Regions from separate parts of the Homo sapiens genome. Here region 2 is linked to region 1. Evidence: chromatin contacts called from ENCODE Hi-C or POLR2A ChIA-PET data. All regions are on one chromosome and are shown on one strand. Each heading gives the region's core, a stretch centred on a gene start or an enhancer-like site at or near the end of the contact. The rest is flanking DNA. Distances are from core to core; before and after follow the strand shown.

The links. A loop is a pair of places that touch in the nucleus more often than their neighbours do. ChIA-PET counts read pairs that join two places held with the same protein, here RNA polymerase II (POLR2A). Pooled maps may share reads with other maps.
Region 2: a loop to region 1 is called in a pooled map, with 2.5 times the contacts of the local background. The contact joins the enhancer-like site here to the promoter of SGPL1 in region 1. A Hi-C loop is called at or near these places in 1 of 50 pooled maps. POLR2A ChIA-PET finds 5 or more read pairs at or near these places in 2 of 52 experiments (AG04449 and OCI-LY7).

Annotation. Positions count from the first base shown.
Region 1 is chr10:70,811,583-70,819,195 of GRCh38, reverse strand. It overlaps SGPL1 (sphingosine-1-phosphate lyase 1), which reads right to left and starts at 3,248. Exons shown (of 15, transcript NM_003901.4): 1 at 3,070-3,248; 2 at 2,316-2,385. The coding sequence starts at 2,342. RefSeq lists silencers at 2,833-2,942, 3,023-3,112, 3,133-3,452.
Region 2 is chr10:70,653,056-70,660,668 of GRCh38, reverse strand. No RefSeq gene overlaps it. Among named protein-coding and RNA genes, the nearest start is that of ADAMTS14, 16 kb to the left of the region's middle. Within about 2 kb of position 4,013, at least 2 of the 41 ENCODE cell types and tissues checked have a DNase peak (open chromatin) inside an H3K27ac peak, as active enhancers do.

The DNA.
Region 1 (7,613 bases), core at 1,999-4,498:
ATACCTCAAAAGAAAACTGATTCCAAAGTTAATATTCCGAGTAAAAGCAGTCATTGTTCTGTTAAAGTAAATGCATAGGCCCTATAAGTAATAACCATATCTCTGTGCATGGGGAAATATCTTACATATAAGAACCTATAATTTACATAAACATATCCTTCTGTAAGAGGATAAACAGAAACTGTCAATTGCTACAAGTCACTCTGCATTAACCATCCAAGATGCTCACAGCGGTTATTTCTGGGTGATAAATTACTGCACGGGGTAGAGGCGAATGAAGGGGATGTAGGAGATAGGGGAGATTAACAAATCCCCTTTCCTTTTGCTTACTTATAGTTTCCAGTATTTCTAACATAATGGTCTTTGAATAAGAATTTTAAGTTATATAAGGGTATTAATTAAAACTGAAAAATCCATGAAATTTGGGGCAAGATACTATTTTAGATGAACTTTTCATTGGGATCTGCGGATAACCTAAGTATTCATCTATGTCTCTCACATACAACCTAAAATTATCCTAGATCCCTGCCTCAAATCACAATGGATCAAAACTTAGTTTCTCTCTTCTTTAGCCCCCCTGCAGACCTTACAGGTTATGCCACTACGATGTCAGCACCCAGTATAAGGAAATCTCACTACCAGTTTTTGCCAGTTTCCCAGTGACGCCAACCCACCCTCTGGGATAGTGAGATAAAGAGAGAGAAATGAATTGTTTTTAAAGCACTGATTTTGCACTCAGAGAAGTGACAAAAACAAACAAACAAACAAACTTGGCTGGACACGGCGGCTCACGCCTGTAAGTAATCCCAGCACTTTGGGAGACCAAGGCAGGTGGATCACCTGAGGTTAGGAGTTTGAGACCAGCCTGGCTAACACGGCGAAACCCCATCTCTATTAAAAAACAAAAATTACCCAGGCATGGTGGTGTGCACCTATAATCCCAGCTACCCGGGAGGCTGAGGCAGGAGAATCGCTTGAACCCGGGAGGCAAAGGTTGCAATGAGCTGAGATTGTGCCATTGCACTCCAGCCTGGGAGACAAGAGCTAAACTCCATCTCAAAAACAAACAAACAAAACAAAACAAAACGAAACAAAAAAAACTAAACCCGGACACTTTTTCTATACCACCATTTCAAAGCTATAAACTCTCCATAATTCTCACACTAAGAAGTCCATAAGGAATCATAAAAGTCCCAAAAATAAAATGTCATTTTGGTAAACATGCATTTAGCAACGCTATTCTTCCCTGCTCAGTAAAACAGCACAGAAAGATCTCAGGAGGAGAGGAAACAGCTCTAAAGCAGGCATACCTCTCTGTCCAACAAAAGAACTTAAATTCATACTGGTTCAATCCAACAAGCATTTGTTAAGCACATACTATATTCAGAGCACCATGCTAGGTGTTTATTCATCTCTAAACAAAGAAGACATGATTATCTGCCTGTCGAGGAACCATAACTCTAATCTGGAAGACAAACACTCAGATAAACTAGTATATGGCAGACCCTGATAAAACGTAATAATAGAGGTTTCAAAACTGCTCTGGTAGTACGGGAAGGGAGGGATTAAAACTGCAAGAATTATGAAAAAGAAAGCCAGGAGAGGTGACCTGTGCTCCTAGTCCTAGCTACTCCAGAGGCTGAAGCAAGAGGATCACTTGAAGTGGGAGTTCCAGGCTACAGTGAGCTATGATTATGCCTGTAAATAGCCACTGCACTCCGGTCTGAGGAACATAGCAAGACCTTGTCTCATTTAAAAAAAATAATAATAATTTTGAAAAAGATTCTTCAATAATTTAAGTTCTACATATACTGTATTGATGTATTTAATTCAGCTATTTATTCATCCTGATCATTCATCCAAAATAAAAGGTGGTTGGCCAGGCGCGGTGGCTCACGCCTGGAATCCCAGCACTTCGGGAGGCCAAGGCGGGTGGATCACCACAGGTCAGGAGTTCAAGGCCAGCCTGGCCAACATGGAGAACCCCGTCTCTACTAAAAATACAAAAATTAGCCGGGCGTGGTGGCGTGCGCCTGTAATCCCAGCTACTCAGGAGGCTGAGGCAGGAGAATCGCTTGAACCCAGGAGGCAGAGGTGGCGGTGAGCCGAGATCATGCCACTGCACCCCAGTCTGGGCAACAGAGTGAGACTCCGTCTCCAAAAAAACAAAACAAAACAAAACAAAATAAAAGGTGGCAAAACGCTCAGCTACCAAAAGCAAGCATCAGAGGTGAAATCTACACACTGGGATCCTTTGGACTAAAAAAACGGAGACAAATGCCTTGGAACCAGGAGGATGTCTGCAAAAGGCTCACCAACATCAGAAGGTCTGTGCTAGGCATCTTCCTCTTCCAGCCTCCTCTCCGCGCTCCCCTTTTTCAGACTCTGTAAAAGGGAACCAGGTTTGTTTACTTCTAGAGCTTTAAACTGTCTCGCCAGCCCGCCTAGATTCGCCAGAGCAGCCAAGTTATGGTTCTCTCCCTCCTTTGAAGGCTCAGATTTCATTCCCAGATATCACAGTCCACCCCTAGCACCCCAGACCAGCGAATCAAAATCCTGCTGCAACTAGGTTTCCCTCCCACAGCTGATGAAACTAATCCAGACCCAGACTCCCACAAAGCATTCCACCCAGGTGGAAACTAGGGGAAACGCCCCGTCTGCGCGCGATCGGGGTGGGGAGCCCAGCCCAGGCCACCTAACCCGGGCTGAAGGTGCCGAGGCTACCAGGGTCCTGCCTCCTCCGCACTCCCTTCAGAATCAGCACGGCCTCGCTCTCGTTGTCACCCCTCCCGTCGGAGGACCAGCAAATCCTGGCCGCCCATGCCTACCCCGCGGCAGGCGTGGGCTCCAGACCCGCCCCACCGCGGCCCCGCGCCCGCCCGCCGTCCACTTGCTTGGACCTCAGCGGCTGGTGCCCACGCCTTCAGCCCGCCCCCGCCCCCGCCCCGGCCGCAGCCGCCCCGCCGCCTCTGCCCGCCCTCGGCCCACCCGGCCCCTGTCCTCTCCTCACCCCGCGGCGCCTCCGTCCCGACCCTCACCGCCCCCCGGAGCCCGCGGCGGCCCCTCCACCTCCTCACGCCGGAACCAGCTTCCAGTCTCCTTCCCTCGAGCACCCGGCCGGCTCCACCTCCTGCGTCTCCCTCAGCACGCGACGGACTCGCAGGCCGCGAGACCCAGGCTCCCCTGTTGCCGCCGCCGCCGCCGAGATTGGAGGCCCGGCAGCCGCCGGCCTCGCCCCTCCCGGAAATGGCTCCGGGGGCACCGGCCCGGCTCCCGGACCCTGGCGTGCGCGGCCCCGCTGCTACCAGCCGCGCGCACGCCCAGACCCGGGCCCCACGGCCTGTGCGCGCCGCCTACCGGCCAGGCAGCGGGCTGCACCCAGACCCTCCAGTGAATGTCTCAACCAGGCCGTCCTGGGGCGGCTGTGGTATCCCGACGGTCACCAACTTCTCTTCCAAACTGCCTTGGACAAAAAACTTTCTTGTCACATTTGGTCACTTGGAGCCTCCTGAGAGAGTAGGTCTGCAGGGCATTGTACAAACTAATCCAAAACAGCCACAGAGTTGGGTCTCTTTCCTGGGCCAGGGACTTCATTTTTCCATCGAGGTCAGTGGTGCCTGAAGAAAAGCAACAAGGAAACTTATTTAATGGAAATATCATCCTCATCCTCCCCTCCACCACTGCCCCCCCCCACCCCAAAAATAAAATGGAGAGCAGAGGCTACTCTGCCATCACTACTTTCATGAGCAGTGCTGGGAATCACCTTATACACAAGTGCAAGGGCCCACTGGGATCACAAAGGTCGCCTTCATTTCCAGATGAAAAAACTAAGTCTCAGCTGGGTGTAGTGGCTTACATCGGTAATCCCGGCACTTGGGGATGCTGAGGCGGGAGGGTTGTCTGAGCCCAGGAGCTCTAGATCAGCCTGAGCAACATAGTGAGACCCCCAACTCCAAAAAGAAAAAGAAAAAACTAAGTCTCACATAGGTTTCCCATGACTTGTCCAGGTTGTCATAACATTGCTTTAGTGGTAGCAGAAGGCAGTGCAGTTACATGGAACCAACTGGTCAGTGACCTGCATTCAAGATTTTTTTTCAATAGATTTTAAAATGACACCTAGATAGACTCTTGAAATCTCTCAAACAAAAATGACACTAATGAGGGTACCCAATTCCATCCCCTTGGAAAATGTTGCCATGACACTAAAATTAGGGCATCATCACTACCGTCATTATCCACATGTAGTGCTTTCAGGATGAAATGTACTATCACAGCTGCCCTCCTCTGCATACCCCATCGGCACTTCCCACTTCCCCAGCCATAATGGTTAAGGCCCTGAAAGACTATGAACAGGTTATCTTTAGGCCTCCTCACCCCCATTCCGTCAGAACTCCCAGACATTTCTACCATCCAGAGCCCCTGACTCAGGCATGAACACCCCCATACCCTTAGCCCCCTCACTACTATTCCCCAGCAGACATGCATTCTCAGTGTTTGAGGGTCAGAAAATGTTCTGGGGCCTCCTGCCAATGCCTACTCATCAAGAGTTGCTTTAGGGTTTCAGGTATGCCTTCCCATTCTCCATCTCCTACCCTTCTGCTTTAATTCTTCATCAGATCCCCCAGGAACTGCACACCTCCTCTCCATCTCCTTGTTAGTTACCACCCCCACATCCTTTAATCTAGAATCTGTGCACCCAGATGACTAGAGGGCAGGGTCACGTCTGATTCCTCCCTACACCCTAACACACAGTATGCAGTCTGCTCATTCTTCCCAGATGCTCAAACCAATGCAATCATATCGACTGATCCTTGCTTTGCCAAGAACTATGCTAGGCACCTTTACATACAAGCCTTATTTATGGCCTGACTTGCCCAGATCAGGTGACTCTTATCATCCCTCAACCTGTAAACAAGGACACCAAGACCAAAGAAGGAAATGATCCTCCCAAAGACACACAGGCAGGATGGGGTGGAGTTTGTGTGGGAGTTTGGAGGGGAAGCCAAGGGTTCAGAATTTGTAGCGGGGACCTCGAATATCCTTTTTGGTTAATTAGAATCAAAAAATGGTAGGGCTAGAGGGGTCTCCAGCTATTCGCCAGCTCCACCCCAGAGAATACACAAATACACGTGAAGAAACTGAGGTCCAGAGAGAGATGCGACTCCTAGCAGTTCCTGGCAGAGCCCAGCCTAGAACATGGGTCTGGGTTTGCAACTCTCTGAGCCGATGAAGCCCTGTGTGTGTGTGTGTGTGTGTGTGTGTGTGTGTGTGTGTGTGTGTGAGAGAGAGAGAGAGAGAGAAAGAGAGAGAGAAAGACTTCAGACCACCCTGCTCTCCTACCCCACACTCCCTCTGACAGCAGAATGACGTTAGCAGGCACATAGCTGGCTGGTCAGAGGCAGAGGAGGGCTATCTGGAACTTCCATTCTGAAAGTGTGGTTTCCCTGAGAGCAGCATTGGCTTTACCTGAGAGCTTGTTATAAATACAGGTTCTTGGGGCCCCACTCCAGACCTCCTGAATCAGAATCTACAGCTTAACAAGGTCCCCAGATGATCTTAATGCACAAGAAAGTAAAAAGCACTTCCCTAGACACTCTGTTTGCAGAGAAAGCACAATTTTTGTTTGCTTATTTAGAAACATGGTCTCAATAATGTTGCCCAGGCTGGAGTGTAGTGGCTATTTACAGCCATTATCATAGCTCACTACAGCCTCAAACTCCTGGGCTCGAGCGATCCTCCTGTCTCAGCCTCCTGAGTAGCTGTGTCTACAGACACATGGCACTTTGCCCGGATAGAAGGCACGATAGTTGTATTAAGCGTGTGGGTTGTTTGGGATGGCTTAAGGAGGCTGATGAAGAACGTGTTTGTTTGGGGCTGGGGAGGGAACCAATGCTCCCCAGTTGTCCTTTGGTACCATCATGGTGCCTTCCAGGATGACAAAAGATTGTCATTCAGGTGTCAGTGAGGCACTGAAATTCCCGCAGATGACGGAAGGCTTGGGACGGGGGAGGGAGGTGTGGAGCAAGATGGTCTGGGATTTTTTCCCTCTGTGGCTTCTTTAATTTAGGCTAGGAGGATCTCCCTGCAGTGCTTGTGCCTGCCATCATTTAAACAATTCATGCCAGCAAATCTGGTTCTGCTTAAAATGGCAGCCATCCATGGCCAAGTTAATGACAGCCTCCCACTCATGCATGAGTGCACACTCCCACTCTAAAAAGCAGGCGCACACACTCTCCTGCCTCCATTCTTGCTCCTGACACCCCTTGCTCAGCCGGGGACCTTCTTGAGAAGCTCACCTCAGGACAGGGGTGTGGGCAGATCTTAGGAGGGTTGCAGCCTCTAGGCCCATCCTGGAAAGGAATGGCCCACAGGAAACCAACAAACAGTTCCTAGAGCCCAGAATGCCCAAGAAGAGGCAGGAAACCAGCACATAGCTCCAGCAGCAGGCTCAGCTGATCACAGCAGAGCTGGCCACCAGGGGAGGAGAGGCCAAGGGCCAGACAGACATGGGAGCCCCCACAGCAGGGACCAAATGCCCCGACATTGCCAACTGGAGTGAGCAAGGGGCAGCAAGTCACCGAGTTATCATGGGCCCCCTGACCTCACTCAGGTACATACCCCAGTTGCCAGTTTGATCAAAGTCAGAGTGGCCAAGCCCTCAGAGAGCCAAGAGTTATTTCCCAAGGAAACCTCATCTTTCGTAAAGAAGCCCACTGATAGGGTTTGACTCTGTGTCCCCACCCAAATCTCATCTCAAATCATAATTCCCATGTGTCGAGGGAGGGAGGGTGATTGGATCATGGGGGTGGTTTCCCCCATGCTGTTCTCATGGCACTGAGTGATTCTCATGAGATTTGATGGTTTTATGAGTGTCTGGAAGTTCTTCCTTCGTTCTTCTCTCTGCTGCTGCCTTGTGAAGAAGGGGCTTACTTCCCCTTCACCATCCGCCATGATTGTAAGTCTTCTGAGCCCTCCCCAAGCCGTGTGGAACTGTGAGTCAGTTAAACCTCTTTCCTTTATAAATGCCCCAGTCTCAGGGAAGTTCTTAATAGCAGTGTGAAACGGACTAATACACCCACCATTGTTGCTATCCAGGCTGCACAGTCACTCCTAGCAAAACATTAAAAACTGAGAGCAGCTGTTTCTCAAACACTGAATAAATATAAACTTCCTTTGACAAAATAGCTTTGAAGGCAGGGAGACAGGTCTCTACCCAGGAATCATTGTGTGGCCTCAAAATAGCTTTGAAGGCAGGGAGACAGCTTTCTACCCAGGAATCATTGTGTGGCCTCCAGCAAGTTGTTGTAACTGTCCAAGCCTGGGCTTCCTCCTTTGTAAAGCAAGAATTAACAACTACCCTAAGACTGCTGTGGCAATTGTAAGAGATGTATGTGTGTGCCCATCACATATGAGGCCTGATCCACCATAAGCACTCAATAATTATTACTATTATTATTATTATTAATTTATAAAGACAATGCCTCACTATGTTGCCTAGGCTGCTCCTGGGCTCCAGTGATTCTCCCACCTTAGCCTCCCAAAGTGCTGGGATTACAGGTGTGAGCCACCGCGCCCGGCCAAGAATTATTGGTCTAACACCCTCCGCATACATC
Region 2 (7,613 bases), core at 2,764-5,263, 160 kb after region 1:
TTTGCTGTCACACCTGAAACTGCAAAAGTGACAGCCACAGTACATAATAAATGCTTAGTTAAGATTGAAAAGGCGGCTGGGCGTGGTGGCTCACACCTGTAACCCCAGCACTTTGGGAGGCCAAGGTGGGCAGATCATGAGGTCAGGAGTTCGAGATCAGCCTGGCCAACATGGTGAAACCCCGTCTCTACTAAAAATATAAAAAATTAGTGGGGCATGGTGGCACACACATATACTCCCAGCTACTAGGGAGGTTGAGGCAGGAGAATCACTTGAACCCGGGAGGTGTAGGTTGCAGTGAGCCAAGATCATGCCACTGCACCCCAGCCTGGGAGATAGAGCAAGACTCTGTCTCAAAAAAAAAAAAAAAAAAAAGACAAAAAAAAAACCCCGAGGGCAGTGAAGGCATACAGGCATGCCTTGGGGATGTTGCGGGTTTGGTTCTGGACCACCACAATAAAGCAAATATTGCAATAAAGTGAGTCACACAATTTTTTTGGCTGCCCAGTGCACATAAAAGGTATATTTATGCTATTATGTGTACAATAGCATTATATCTAAAAAACAATGTACATGCCTTAATTTAAAAATACTTTATTGCTAAAAAATGCTAACAATCATCTGAGCCTTCAGCAAGTCATAATCTTTTTGCTGTGGAGGGTCTTGCCTCCATGTTGATGGCTGCTGACTGATCAGGGTGGTGGTTGCTGAAGGCTGGGGTGGCTGTGGCAATTTCTTGAAATAAAACAACCATGAAATTGGCCATATCGATTAACTCTTCCTTTCACAAAAGACATCTCTGTAGCACACAATGCTGTTTGATAGCATTTTACCCATAGTAGAACTTATTTTAGGATTGGAATCAATCCTCTTAAACCCTGCCACTGCTTTATCAACTAAGTTTATGGAATATTCTAAATCCTTTGTTGTAATTTCAACAATATTCACAGCATCTTCACCAGGAGTAGGTTTCATCTTAAGAAACCACTTTCTTTGCTCATCCATAAAGAAGCAACCCCTCAACCATTCAAGTTTGATCATGAGATGGCAGCAATTCGGTCCCATCTTCAGGCTCTTCTTCCAATTCTAGTTCTCTTGCTTATTTCTACCACATCTGCAGTTACTTCCTCCACTGAAATGTTGAATCCCTCAGAGTCATTCATGAGGGTTGCAATCAACTTCTTACAAACTCCAGACTTCCAGACTTGAGCAAGATTATGACTTGCTGAAGGCTCAGATGATCATTAGCATTTTTTAGCAGTAAAGTATTTTTAAATTAAGGTCCATACATTGTTTTTTAGACATAATGCTATTGTACATGTAATAGCATAAATATAACTTTTATATGCACTGGGCAGCCAAAAAAAATCCTGTTAATGTTGACATTTTTATCTCCTTCCATGAGTCATGAATGTTCTTAATGACATCTCTAATGGTGAATCCTTCCCAGAAGGTTTTCAACTTACTTTGTCCAGGTCAGTCAGACGGATCACTATCTATGGCAGCTATCACTTTATGAAATGTATTTCTTAAGTAATAAGACTTGAAAGTCAAAATTACTTGATCCGTGGGTGCAGAACAGATGATGTGTTAATAGGTATGAAAACAACATTCATCTCCTTGTACATCTCCATCACAACTCTTGGTAACCAGGTGCATTGTTAGTGAACAGTAGTATTTTCAAATGAATCTTTTTTTCTCAGCAGTAGGTCTCAACAGTGGGCTTAAAACATTCAGTAAACTATGCTCTAAACAGATATGCTGTCATCCAAGCTTTGTTGTTCCACTTCTAGAGCACAGACAGAGTGGATTTATCATAATTCTTAAGGGCCCTAGGATTTTCAGAATGGCCATTGAGCATTGGCTTAAACTTAAAGTCACCAGCTACATTAGCCCCTAACAAGAGAGCCAGCCTGTCCTTTCAAGCTTTGAGGCCAGGCATTGACTTCTCCTCTCTAGCTATGGAAGTCCTAGATGGCATCTTTTTCCCATATAAGGCTGCTTTGTCTCCAGTGAAAATCTGTTGTTCAGTGTAGCCACCTTCATTGATGGTCTTAGCTAGATCTTCTGGATAACTTGCTGCAGCTTCTACATCAGCACTTGCTGCTTATACTTTTACATCAAAGAGATAGCTTATTTCCTTAAACCTCAGAAACTGACCTCTGCTAGCTTCCAACTTTTTTTTCTTTTTCTTTTTCTTGTGTGTGTGTGTGTGTGTCAGGGTCTCACTCTGTCACTCAGGTTGGAGTGGAGTGGTGTAATCATGGCTCACTGCAACCTCCACCTCCCGGTCTCAAGAGATTCTCCCACCTCAGCCTCCCAAGTAACAGAGACCACAGGCATGCACCACCACACCCAGTTAATTTTTTTTTTTTTTTTTTTTGTAGCAACAGGTTTTCTCCATGTTGCCCAGGCTGATCTCAAAACTCCTGGACTTAAGTGATCCACCTGCCTCGGCCTCCCAAAGTTCTAGGATTACAGGTGTGAGCCACCATACCCAGCCCCAACTTCTTTTCTGTAGCTTCCTCACCTCTCTCTGCCTTTATAGAACTGGAGAGAGTTAGGGTCATGCTCTGGATTAGGCTTTGCCTTAAGGGAATGTTATGGTTAGTTTGATCTTCTATTCAGACTACTCAAACTTTCTCCATATCAGCAATAAAGCTGCTTCACTTTCTTATCATTCCTGTGTTCACTGAAGTAGCACTTTTAATTTCCTTCAAGAACTTTTCCTTTGCATTTGTAACTGTTTGGTACAAGAGGCCTCATTTTCAGCCTTTTTCTGCTTTCCATATGCCTTCCTCACTAAGCTTCATCATGTCCAGCTTCTTATTTGAAGCAAGATATGCCACCCTTCCTTTCACTTGAACGCTTAAGGCAGCATTGTAGGGTTATTACTTGGCCTAATTCCAATATTGTTGTGTCTTGGAGAATAGGGAGGCCAAAAGAGAGGGAGAGATGAAGGAATGGCCAGTTGGTGGAGCAGTCAGAACACACACAACATTTATTGATTAAATTTGCTGTCTTAGGGGCACGGTTTGTGGCACCCCAAAATAATTACAATAGTAACATCAAAGATCAATAATTACAGATTACCATAACAGATATAATAATAATGAAAAAGTCTGAAATATTGCCAGAATTACCAAAATGTGACACAGAGACATGAAGTGAGCACATGCTGTTGGAAAAATGGCACCAATAGACTTGCTCAAAGCAGGATTGCCACAAACCTTTACTTTGTTTTTTAAAAATGGAGTATCTGCCAAGCATAATAAAGCAAAGCATAATAAAATAGATATGATTGTATACTATTGGCATTTCTGCCTTTTTCTTAGTCCCATAAACTGAAAGCCCGGAATGACCGAGAAGGCCTTATTCGCTGCACCCACTGAAAGGGCAGCCAGGTCGGAGGTGAAGTGACATTTGCTTATTTTCAGGATGACTTGCTCCCTTTCAAACTGGGAGACACAGAGGTACTCATGCTCTGCCTGAGAAATTATTGCCTTCCAAGCCCAGCTGCTCAGAGCCTTCACAAGCCCAGCTTCAAGTCATCCTAAGTTGGAAGTTGTCATCCATGTGTTCCTTTAGAACAGGGAGTTGCCTTTACTTCCCGCCCCCACCCCCCGACCACATCTGGCCATGGAGGAGGGCACAGACCCTTACTGAGCACCCACTATATATCTGGACCCATGGAAAGCACAGCCAGCCCCTCTAATTCTGCTCTCCATTTGCAAACTTTGAACTAAATTCAGATGACTTAAATGTATACCTGCTTGTGATCCATCAAGTGGTAAAGATGGTATTGTGTATGATGTGTAGCATTTCCCCAGCAGAAGAAAATACCAGCTGTGGCTGGGAGGTAGGAGGCCAGGTTCCCATCAAAACTCTGTGGTTAACTGGCTGAGTAGCTCTAGGCAGTGCCTTCCGCTCTCTGCATCCCAGCCTCATCTGAACTATGAGTGGGTGGATGAGATCACTTCTGCAAAGCCTCTGAGCCCTGCTGGTCCATGACTCAGCCCCCAGGCCTTTGCACAGGCTGTTTCCTCAGCCTAGGATGCCTTTTCCCCATGCATCCGCCTGGCAAGCTGAGTCTTCCTTTGAATCCTTTTTCAGTAGCCACTTCCTCCGTGAAGCACTCCCAGACACAGAACCATCCTGCTCTCCCACCAGAACATCATTCAGTACTCTCTCTTCTGTTCCACATCTGTACCTTGGACATAAGTCAACTGTGCTGAAAGGCACAGTAGGCTTCCTGTGCTGAAATTATTCACAGGCTTAATAACTGCAAAATAAAACCTTCAATTCAGCTTTACCTACTGTCTAGCATAGAGCCTGGGACAAAGTAGAGGCCCTATAAAGCCTTCATGAATCAACGAACACATGCATGAACTCTTTATGATTTCTTAACCCTATTCCAGTGTTAGGAGATTGCCATTATGGTCAAGAGAAAGACACACGCTTCTTGCTGAAGCATTTCTTATATGTTTCTCAAGGGCAGGTGCCATTCCTCACTCATCTTTTGTCTCACCAGGGATAGGCACTGAGTAGGTGCTCAGTAAATATGTGTCACATTGAACAATGTTGACATATGACCCCAGCCCCAGCCCTCCACACTGGGAGAGCAGTCTCTCCAGGGGGCTAAATAATTTCTCTAAGAATTTGAACTCATCATCACAAAGGGTGTGTAAATTAGGGATTAGATTTGGAAAGAAAATATCTACATTGGCACTAGTGCAGGGACCTGCAGGCCAAGCTATGGGTGACATGGTGGCATTTGCAAAGAAAACCCCACCAGCTCCAATAGTGTGCTCAGGAGTGTTACGGTGGGTAGCTAGTGAGACATGAACAGGGCAGAAGAGGGCCCCTACACCCCACCAGGAAAATCAGGCGATCATTAGGTGATGGTTAGGCAGTTGTCACACTGCCTCTCTAAAATAGTAATAGGTCTCAACCAGCACCAGGAAAAGGCATTCTGCCTGTAGATAGAAAACACCTAAAACTGGTGATCATCAGTTTCCTATAAGATCTCAGGAGCTGGGCGAGTGGGCTCAAGCACGTGCATTAAGACACGAAATGGCGGAGTTGACCTTCCAGGAGCATTCCACCAGTAAAAGGGAAGAACTCCTCGGGTGAGCATGTGTACAACTCCAGTAAACACACTGCACATGCTACCCCCCAAAGGGCTAGCAGGCCACCGTGCACGCGGGCAGCTCACCCCAAGGGAAGAATCAAGCGAGAAGGCCGGGCATGGTGGCTCATGCCTGTAATCCTAGTACTTTGGGAGGCCGAAGTGGGCAAATCACCTGAGGTCGGGAGTTCAAGACCAGCCTGACCAACATGGAGAAACTCTATCTCTACTAAAAATACAAAATTAGCCAGGCATGGAGCACGCCTGTAATCTCAGCTACTCAGGAGGCTGAGGCAGGAGAATCACTTGAACCTGGGAGGTGGAGGTTGTGGTGAGCTGAGATTGCACCATTGCACTCCAGCCTGGGCAACAAGAGCAAAACTCTATCTAAAAAAAAAAAAAAAAAAAGAATCAAGTGAGAAGGGACGCAAGACCCCAGAAGCATGCCAACGTATAAAACCCCAAGTCAAAAGGTCAAGTCCTGCACTTGTTCTTCAAGTTACCTGCTTGGGCCTCTTCGAAGTGTATTTTCCTTGCTTTCATTCCTGCTCTAAAGCTTTGGGGGTTTTGTTGTTGTTGTTGTTGTTGTTGTTGTTGTTGTTGTTGTTAGAAAGAGTCTCGCTCTGAAGCCCAGGCTGGAGTGCAGAGGCACGATCTCACCCCACTGCAGAGTTTCAAGTGATTCTCCTGCCTCAGCCTCCTGAGTAGCTGGGATTACAGGCGCCCGCCACCACGCCCAGCTAATTTTTGTATTTTTAGTAGAGATGGGGTTTCACCATGTTGGCCAGGCTGGTCTCGAACTCCTGACCTCAAGTGATCCGCCTGCCTCGGCCTCCCAAAGTGCTGGGATTACAGGCATGAGCCACCACGCCCAGCCTCTAAAGCTTTTTAATAAACTTTCACTCCTGCTTCAAAACTTGCCTTGGTCTCTCCTTCTGACTTATGCCCCTCAGTCAAATTCTTTCTTCTGAGGAGGCAAGAACTGAGGTTGCTGCACACCTGTATGGATGTGCCACCACAAGCAAGAGAACCATTACTACCATGGTTTATGGTCCAGGCTTAAGTAAAAAGGTTCCCAGGGAGACAACATCTCCTACCAACACAACAACAGTAATATTGATATGTTCGTGGAGTAAAGTGTGGGTCTTGCAGGCTGCTGTTAAAAGGCTGTGCTTGTCCGGGCATGGTGGCTCACACCTATAATCCCAGCACTTTGGGAGACCGAGGTGGGCAGATCACTTAAGGTCAGGAGTTTGAGAGCAGCCTGGACAACATGGCGGAACCCCGTCTCTACTAGAAATACAAAAATTAGCTGGGTGTGGTGGTGAATGCCTGTAATCCCAGTTGCTTGAGAGGCTGAGGCATGCGAATCGCTTGGACCCAAAAGGCGAGAGTTGCAGTGAGCTGAGATCATGCCACTGCACTCCAGCCTGGGTGATAGGGCAAGACTCCATCTCAAAAAAAAAAACGGGGGCTTCTGCTAAGAGCTCCACCCGGGACAGCTGGATATGCCAAGTGTCACCCAGCCAGGGATAACTTTTCCTCCTTCCTTCTCTTAGGACTCAAGGTCAGATTAAAATGGATTCTACTGTGTTTTTTTCATGTAACCCTCATGGGGTAGGTATTGTTTTCATTTCACAGACAAGGCAAACTGAGGTCCAGAGAAGTTAAATAACCAGCCCAAAGCCACACAGCTAGTAAGTGGCAGAGTTGGGATGTGGAGGTAGCTCTTCAGACTCCAAAATCCACTCCCCATTCCTCACACTCCTTTAGTGTCTGCAAACTCTCAGCATATCATTTCTCGCCAAATCATTCACCTCATGACAGTTCCTCATAGTGCAGGGCCTGCCACAGTGCCTAGAGCTGGGCTGTACCACAGCCATAACTCAGGATAGACAGTGAGCCACTGATTAAGTTCTGCGCTCAAGGCAGAAATCTCTCCTGCAGCCTGGACTAAGGAGGTGAGAAAGGAGATCAGCCTCCAGGGTTGAACCTTGGGAACTGAGTGCGGCCTGATACACATCACCTCACCCAACAGCTGATGACGACTCCCCAAGTGGCCACGTTAGTCACCGGCCCACCACATGCACTGCGGTTCTTTTTATAACTCCGAGCAGCTGAGCCCAGCGGGGCTGTACAGCCGCTCCACGTTTAAGGCTCCACAGGCCTGCAGGATATGATTTTTGGCAAGGACTCCAGATCAATTAGCCAAGTCAGCACTGGGAAGCTGGGAGCTTGTGGGGTGGGAACCAGGTCAGGAATTCTCCCAGGGCCCCTGACTCAGTCAGCAGATGGCTACCTCAGGCCAGTGGAGCAGAGCAGAGGCCTTGGGTGGAGGGCTACAGAGAGCCATTGAAAGACAAGGTCATGGAGACAGCAAAGCACCCAGAGAAGTAAAGTACAGTGTGCAGGCCTAAATCCGGAATGAGCTAAAAAAGGACTCTAGATTGCACGTTATGAGATGTGAAACTAGGGCCCCTGAGCT